Regions from separate parts of the Mus musculus genome. Here region 2 is linked to region 1. A link is a loop called in an ENCODE intact Hi-C map of the cell type or tissue named here. Cell type or tissue: left cerebral cortex. All regions are shown on one strand. Each heading gives the region's core, and the rest is flanking DNA. Links, peaks and the distances in the headings are about the cores only.

What was found. Peaks named below come from ENCODE experiments on the same cell type or tissue, not always from the same donor. Only the 100,000 strongest peaks of a DNase experiment are listed, where the experiment ranks them.
Region 2: it touches region 1 in a loop (3-fold over the local background); 10 of 42 quality-filtered maps call a loop at or near these places.

Annotation. Positions count from the first base shown.
Region 1 is chr4:111,624,304-111,628,695 of GRCm38, forward strand. The region is part of intron 11 of Agbl4 (ATP/GTP binding protein-like 4); the gene reads left to right. Among named protein-coding and RNA genes, the nearest start is that of Spata6, 94 kb to the right of the region's middle. In left cerebral cortex, for the core only: a CTCF peak has its summit at 2,317 (motif pointing left); DNase peaks (open chromatin) are centred at 853, 1,086 and 2,315.
Region 2 is chr4:110,031,286-110,035,677 of GRCm38, forward strand. No RefSeq gene overlaps it. Among named protein-coding and RNA genes, the nearest start is that of Dmrta2os, 54 kb to the left of the region's middle. In left cerebral cortex, for the core only: no CTCF peak of the experiment used is centred there; a DNase peak (open chromatin) is centred at 1,657.

The DNA of each region.
Region 1 (4,392 bases), core at 130-4,129:
ACACAGAGCAAGTCCTGACCTCTACCTAGAAATGTGTCAGTAGAGACAATCAGAGAGTGACTTTAGTACAGTATAGTGAAAGAGGGGAGTGTGGAGCAGACAGAAAGTGTTTAGATCAGCTTTGGGGACACCAGGAGTGAGAAGAGATGTATCAAGGAAGTACCATCACAAAGGTCTAGTGTGGGAGGAGGAGGGTGCAGAAGTCCATGCAGGCAGACCAGACTAGACAATAGCTAGAGCCCCGAGAGAGCTGCTTCTGCTTCCCTCCTTGATCATGTGAGGTCATCTGGCAAAGGACCACCACTCCCTAGCAATGTGCCAGGGGAAACACCTACCCTGGCAGGTAAGGCAGGACAGCTCCCAGGGCCATCTGAGCTAGGCAGATGCACCATGGTACCATGCTAGCAATTTGGAGTTTGCCTAGTGACCTTCTCAGTGTTCTGATGTGAGATTCACAAAGCACATTCTTTACTAATCTGTCATCAACCACTGATGTGCTATATGATTTTGAGCAAACTTCTCTACTTCCCTCCTTGGATCCTAACTATTAAAAATGGATTTGGACAAAGAGCTTCAACCATCAAACTTCATTCAAAGAGTTGAATTTGGATCTAACTCACATTTGTTAGACATCTACTAAGTGCTGGACATAGTCCTTCTTAGGAATTTGTCAGACTCCTGGAGCACCAGCTGTTCTCCATAGAACAACCTCAGAATCAACACCACGTCTCACCCCAGGCTGCACACCCGGCAGAGACACATTGCCTGGCTAGGGTTTCTTTCCGTCAATATTTTCCTCAAGATGATAAATGTGCTGCCAATAAGAGGAGGCAGCTGCCAGCTCTGTCTGAGACAAGGGCCTTTAGCTGGGCTATGGCCGTGATTGGCTTGTTGATGTGTCTCCAAAGAGGGAGGGAGCTGGAGGGAACTCTGAGGAGGCTCAGGACCAGAGCTCTCAGTCTACACAGATTTGCCTTGGGTTAATAGGGCTTCTTCCCCATGTTCTCGTCCTCTAATCACCCCACTAAAATATGGTCTTTGAAGAGAAGACACAAAGTGATGAAGCTTATAGCAGAACTGTAGCTCACAGCTGGCATGTTAAATAACAGGGTAAGGAAGAAAGCACCTTCCCCAGCCAGGCTGGATCGGATGCAAATCCTGGTTTTGCTTTTTACCAGTGGTGTGGCTCCAATGACTTGGTTGCATTGATTCTCTGTCAGCTAATCTGCCATGATGTCATTCTAATACTTACCTCACAGGGGTGTTTTGAGTAGATGCAAACACTGGGAAATATACTCCAGTGCCTGTTCAATTGCCAAGAACGTAGTAGGCACTCAGTAAATTGCACCACGATTGTTACTCTTTCTAACCAAGTAATGTATTAGGTGAAATCAAGTTATTCATTTCTGGGCTATCAGACTAGAGGCAATGTGCTTGGACCAGGTGTCTCTGAGATTCTTAGGGGGCTCTTGTGGTTTTGAAATAGTAGTCTTCTTAGCTATGTGTTTGGAGTACTCAGTTATTTCGCTGGGATTAGACTTCCAAATCTGTTCTCACCAGCACAGCTTTTTGTTTGTTTGTTTGTTTTTTAAATTAAATAAATTATTTCATGAGGACAAAGTCACAGTGTAATCAGTGTCAGCATTAAGACAGTGCTGGAGCTTGGCTGAGGCTGGAGTTCGGGGTGGCTGAGATTTCACATTTGGTCTCAGTTATACACATGTGTGGAACCCACTCTCTCCCTAATCTGGAATTGAAAAAACAGGGATGAGAGTTAAGAGACCTGGATTTGCCTAATAGAATTCAGTGACTGGGAAGTGCTGGGGGTTATTTGGTCACGTGACCACAGACCACTGATGCCTCCCTCTGTTTTCAGTTCTCTCTGATTTAGCTAGTACATGAGGTTGTGCAGATCAAATGCGTAGGGGAGAGGTGGGTCTGAAAGTGTTCCACTCACAAAGGGAGAGATTTTTGGTGGGGGTCGGGGTGCATGCAGGGTGAAGAGGGAGGCATTCTACCCATTCGAACAGAAAGCCATCTGGAAGAGATGGAGACAGGGACAGGCCCAGAGGTGGTTCTTGATGGCATGAGGACAGCCAGGGAGGACCCAAATAATTTCAGTGTCAAACTCATGTCCACTGATCTGATGGCATGGGAGAAGTGCTAGCCATAGGGCTAGGAACCCTTAGAACTATTGGGGGTTTGGTGAGATCTGGCTTCTCACTCCTGGCTTGGCTCCTTCCCTCCTGGCTCACAGAGACACCTGAAGACTCTAGCAGCAGCTTCCTTGCAGTTGCCTGAGGTTGAAGCGCCCCCTCCTGGCCCTGGGGTGCATGGCTACCATAGAGAGCCAGTTTTTTTCCCACCAGAAGACTGAAGACAACCCCTTCCTTTGTCTAGGCTACCGCCTGAGCTCTGCCCTCACCACCACCAGCTCCCAGCTATCTTTGGGGATCTGGAAGAGGGAGGCTTGCACTTCCTGACTTCTCTTAGGTCTTAGCATGAGCGTTATCCCCTACCGGCCATCCCTTTGACTCTCTCTTCCTCTTCTCCATTACCTTTGTCTGTTCATCTATTTGGTGCTTTCTTAGACACATGTATGTTTCATGTGTGGCTGTCTGCATCCTTCCCTCACCTTGTTCACTCCCTCATCTTCAACCCTACTCAGCCCCCTTCCCCCTTCCCATGACTTCAGTTCTTTCTTATGTTCTTTTCCCTCTTACCTTGTACTTAGTGCTTTGTATTCATATCACATTTAGACCCAGAGCACTCCATTGAGATGACTTCAGAAGGTTACTTAGTGCTCTGACTCTGTACCTGACTGAGGGGTCAATGAAGTCATGTGTCCTGAGTGTGGCACGCAGTCCCTACGATATTGTTCATCTCCCTTTCAGCCATATCACCTGGCAGGCCTTCTGCTATTCTTGTCCTCTTTTCAAAACCCCCTCCAAGCTTCCCTCCCCCTCCTTTTTTTTTTCTTGGCACTACAATTCAGAATCAAATATCATTGTTTTGAGTCTTTCAGGAAACTGTAGACTTCTCCTTCACTTTGAAGGAACTTCCTTCTGTGCTCTATTCTCTCCTCTGTCTCCCCTAGGAAAGACATGGGTCTTCTTGTCTAAGCACTGATAAGGGACTCTGAGCCGAGGTAAGGTATAGTCAGCTGAAGGGTATCTGACGTCAAGGAGTCTCTATTCATAGTGCATCTTACAAGGAAGTTTTATGGTAAGGAAGGAGTCATGTTCTAAGGCCCCACAGGACACCCACCAGTGTGACTTGAATGTATTTGCTAATTTATTTATGACTTGTGGCAAATTGAAGCAAAAGCATGTAGTACCACAAAGAAACAAGGAATGTTTCCCAGCACCGAACTCCTAAGAAGACATTTGTCTGAGAGATTCATGTTGGAAGCCCAGGAGAGTGGGCTCTGGCCTCTGGTTCATGAGTACTCCTTCAGCAGAGGGCAGCCTATGGATCACATGAGACATGGGTATCTTTCACAGTGATCCTTCATGAGAGCCAAGGACTCGGTCCTAAAACACAGTCTGAGCATCCAGCTGCCTGTGGCCTAACCAGACACAAGGATAATGCAAGCATGTCTAGACAGTATCCTTCTAGCTGTCCTCAAAGATTGTCATATATTTCAGCACAGATGCGGAGAAAAGCAGGGTCAGCAAGTGGCATAGGGCCAGGCAGTTAGAAATGCTGGCTCTAAAATGACATGGGTCTGGTTTCATTTCTAAACCTGTGTAGCTCTAGACAACTTACTGTGGCCTCTTTGGGCTTGAGCCTCCTGAATAGAGATAATAATACAAACCTCCCAGGGTCTTTGTGAGAAGAAAATGAGTTGATATAAGTACTTCATGCCCTGACTGGCTTCTAGGAAGGGTTGATGGCTCTTCCCAGGCTGCACAGTACTCTGTGATCACTGGGGCTCCCAGAAGGTTAGAGAGATGCCGAGAGGTCATCTGGTGTCCTGGGCAGAGACTTGTCTTCACCACCATGGACAACCAGTCTTAAAGCAAAGAGACCTCTACTCTTGAGTTTTCCCATACAAAAATTGACTGCAGTTTGAGTCTACTCAGTATGCTGAGGGCAAACCACAATATCCCAAGCTCTCTTGCCTTTGGAGAAGCATTTTAGTAAAAGTCATGTGCAAGAGGCTCCCTCTGCCCCCTGGGATTGTGGGAAGGAAATATTTATGGCATAGGGAAGGTGCCTGGAAAGTTGTGTTTTGTCTCTCTGTGCTAAGCATTCTATTGGCTTAGTTCTCAAGGTAGCCATTTGAAGCAGTCACTACCTTCTTTCAGGAAAGAAGGTATTCCATTCCCTTATTGAGCTTTCATACTTGTGGGGGTGGGGGTGGGGGCAGAGCCAGAACCTATGACCCAA
Region 2 (4,392 bases), core at 131-4,130, 1.6 Mb before region 1:
TTGGTGTGTTTCTCTCTATGGAGTTCTGACAAATGGAGCTCAGCTATGCAATGTATGGCAGACCAATACACCTGTGTTGTTAGCAAAGAATCCTTCATCACATGTCCTTTCACACGCTTGCTTTTGCAGAACATCCTTCCTCCTGTGTCTGCTTCAGCACAATGTTCCTTCATAAGTCTGCCTCAGCCATTCATCTGTGTCCACTTCAGGAAAACACTCCTTCACGTGTTTGCCCCAGCCAAACACCATCCAACACAACTGACTTTGCAAAGAACCCTTACATGTCCACTTCAGGGCCCCTGCTTTTCTACTCTTGAGCAACCTCCAGTGGAAACAGCCCCTTACAATTCGGAAATCAATTCCAGTTTACATAAAAATTCAAAATAGTTTATGTTTATTATTATTATTAATAATTATTTGCACAGAAGCACCTATGGTATAGCATTGCATCCGCCTTATTGTTGCCGCTCCTATATCACACACAAATATAATCCCAGAACTGCCTGAGAGGAAATTCAACACGTTACAGCTCTTTGCCTCTAAATGCTTTAAGGCATGTATTTTAGGAGTAGCTTCAACACACTTAAAAGATTGATTCAAAAGTTTTCTCAATTATTGACTGTTATAGACTGAACGATGCCCTTCTAAAGGGGTCCCTATCATAAATACACTTCTGTTGTTTAAGACACTCAATCTGGAATGATTGGTTAAAAGCAGGAGAAACCACTCCTGAAGCTTTCATGAAGCCCCGGAGCCCTGTTGTATTTCGTTGTCATGTTTCCTTAGCTCCTGGTGGCTTGAAGCAGGCCCTCAGTGCTCCTCAGTCTTCTATGACGGTGACACTTTTGAAGACACAGTGTGCCACTCCCTGCACCTCTTCCTCCTCCAGGCCCCTTTTCAGAGGATTCGTTGCTCACTTTGGGCTGTCTGATGTTTCCCGTGATTCGCGTTGTTGTCTAGAACCCTGTGTAAGCACCGCGTCTTCCTCAGGATAACACCTGGAACTTCTTGTGGCCAGCTGCCTCTCATCGGAGATGCTGATTTCAGTCTCGTAGTGTATATGGAGGGTTCATGCTCTTTTATATTTTTAGGATTTGGAACCACTGGGAAGCCGCCTGTCCACCCTGCTCATCTGCATCACACACGGTGGGAACTAACACAGTTTGTATCGTGGTTGTCATTGCTCTGCTGGGCACTGGACACCAGGAGACAAGGAATACCTGATCTCAGTTCTTGAGGACCACACAGCCTCCTGAGGAGCTGCTAGGCCTGGGGGGGGGGGCAGCAAGTAGACTTCTTCATTCACTCCTGTGTTCATTCACTGCACAGATATCTGAGCTCCTAGTGGGCTGGGCTGAGATACAGTTTGTACAGGGGAGAACTGGTGTCTATGTCCATGGTGCTTAGAGTCTTTGCGTGAGATGCTACACCCCAGCACCCAGACCTGGGTCTCTCATGTAAATAAGGGCTGACTAGGTGACTGAATTGCTGCCCTTCATGATGGCATGAGTTCTTCTCTGCAGGTACTGCTTTGCCTGTGTTCTTGTAACAGGCGAAGAACTGAGTTCCAGAGAGAAGGGACAACTCTCTGTCCTTCAACAGCTGGCCTTGGGGATTGTCACTCCCAATCCTTCCCAGCAGAAGTAGGGCATCAAGTTGGTTTGCTGTCCGTGGGCAGCTGGTGGTTGGTTATTTTGGAAGCAGTCTATTCTCCTACCTTCCTGTAGGCTGGGCTGCCTTCTCCCCCCATTGTGCTCTGGGGCTTGGGGCCCCCTGATTAGGCCTGTGGTTATTTAGTCAGCGATAATATTGGATTTACTTTCATCTCTGAATTGCATCAAATGTCGCCAATGACATTTAGCTGACACACAAGGAGGAGGCTGGCATTTTTAGGCTGTCAGCCTGCTACAGATGTAGAAGGGGATTGTGTTGGGGCATCTGGTTTATTGTTAATTAGATGGAGCCAGTGAGGTCTCTTTAGTGAGTGGGTAGATAAGCTCTTGCATAGCCCCTGCTTCAGACTGACTTCAATCTCCTCCCCACCCCCGGAAATGAACATGGCCTTGCCAGTTTTCCCACTGCGATGGGGACAGCATACAAGAAGTTTGGGGAGCAAGTGACAAAGTGTGTTGTCCTCCACCTGCAAGAATATTCATACCTCAAGCCAGGCCCAGATGACTACTGTCGTTCTCTTTTGCAACTGGAGGAGAGGGTGAAGGGAAATGAGGAAGTTGCTTGCCTGATTTGAACATCTACCTGTCTGCAGATGTCTCTGGGATGTTTCTAAATGTCTCAACCTTGGTGTGCTTCCTTGGTCTCTTGCCTTCAGTCCTCCTGCCCCCATCTGTCAACTGTAGAGATAATCAAAGTCCTATTTGATGGGGGCTGTTGTGAAAAGTAGGAGAATTAAATATTCGGGGTGCTTCGAGGGGTGCCTGGTGCTCAGTGGGCCCCATTTACCTTTCTCTAACCCCCTCTGGAACCACTACAGTGAACAGGAACTGGCGTGCTATGGACATATGCGGTGCAGAAGACACCTGCTTTCCCTCAAGGACATTAAAACCTTACGAAGGGGATAGACATCTCCACTGACACTCTCCAGAGTCTTGGGAAGGGTTGTTTTACAATTCTGGGTTCATGAGACGAGAGTTTTCTGAGTCCACGTTTAAACATTCTCTGAATTCATACTGTTTACATTCAATGAGTCTTTGGTTCTGTATGATTCTAAGTGCCAATAGGTGATCTGCAGTGACAAAGACTTTCCTTTTTCATTAAACTTGTCTCCTCATCCCAAGGACACACAGACTATTTCCCAACTTTTCTGACAGTTAGGTGGGTGTAGGGAGCAGAGCCACAATGTGGAAGGGTCCTGGGTCCCTGGGCATGTGAAAGGTTGTCCATCCAGGAATGATAGCAGGGAATAAACTTCCATTGTGTTGAATCATTGAGACCCCAGGATTTACCTGATTCAGCAGCTGGCAAATATTCACAGACTCAGTTGCTTTGGGGAAGTAGTATAAAATGGATGGGAAGACCACTGGAACCCTCCCTGACAGAGCCTCCTTCCCACCATTTTCTCACTACCCCTCCTTTGAGCCAGATCCTTTCCCCAGTTTCCCTAGACATCCAGACCCACAAATGTAGGACTAGGCTGACCCCACCCTGACTTAGGTGTAGACTAGAGAAGAGGGGACAGAATCTGCTTGCTGAGGTCACACCCAAGGCCCCTACCTGCTCCTACCAATTGGGAAACCTGGGTGGAGTCCACATCTCACTTCTGAGCATCCTGAGGACTCTCACACCAGTCCCGTCCTCTTCTTTCTAGGAGAAGTCCCCAGCTCGTTCTCCTTCTTGCCTGGCATCTACATCTGCCGACCCTGGTGTACTTGTTAATAATCTGCTTCTCCTAAGAAAAACCATAACTTATGCCTCTGCTGGATCTGGCTGGTCTCTGAACATACGGGTATTTGAATGTTTGAAAACAACCTTGGGCCATGAAGGGGGCTACAAAGGCACTGGAGGTGGGGGAAGGGTTGGGAGCCCCGTTCTTTTGGTGGGAAGATCTACCTTTCCCTGTCTCGTGTTATTTCCTCTGGGATATCTTTCTGAATGCTACAGAGTGTTTGGTTCTTCCTCTTGGCCTCAGTTACCTCATCTGTAGAAGGCTGATGGCCTTCCAGAAGGTTGAACTAGGGATTAAATGAGACAACGTAAGGTGTAACTTGTCTAGAGCAGGGTGGAAGCTTCTTGACACTGGCAGTGGGTATGAGGAGAGTCTCCAGCGTTCTGGTTTGCAGGGTGGTGCGCTGGCCCTGGCCTCAGGATGCCAATATTAAGATTTGGAAAGCAGCTGTGTTTACCACCATCCCACCAATGCACACGACAGTAAGACTTGAATTGAGGACAGGAGGACCTGGTCTGTTCCTAGGAGAGGTAAGAGCTGAGTTAAGTAATTTGTCTTCTGAGGAGAAAAGCCCCTTTGAATGGGAACTCTGAACTCTATCTCAGTCTGGGCTTTCAGCAAACACTAGAGAGTTTAGAGGATGGAATAAGGAAAGAGGAAGATAGTTGTTAAAGTGCTGACTGTGCGAGCTGAAGGAGCTGAGTTTGATTTCCACATCCTCAGAAAGCGTTGGGTTTGGGGCTGGAGAGATGGCTCCGTGAAGTTAAGAGCTTTGGGCCTGAAGCTCAGTATTCACTAAGTAGCTCACAAGCATTTGTAACTCCAGCCCTCTGGGATCTCACACTCACTTCTGGCCTCTGTGGGCAACATGTGGTGCACATATACACAGGCAAAACACCCATACACGTAACAGAAATGACTAAAGTGTTAAAATACTGGGTGAGGTGGCGCACTCTTGTAATCTCAGCATTGGAGAAACAGAGCCGGAT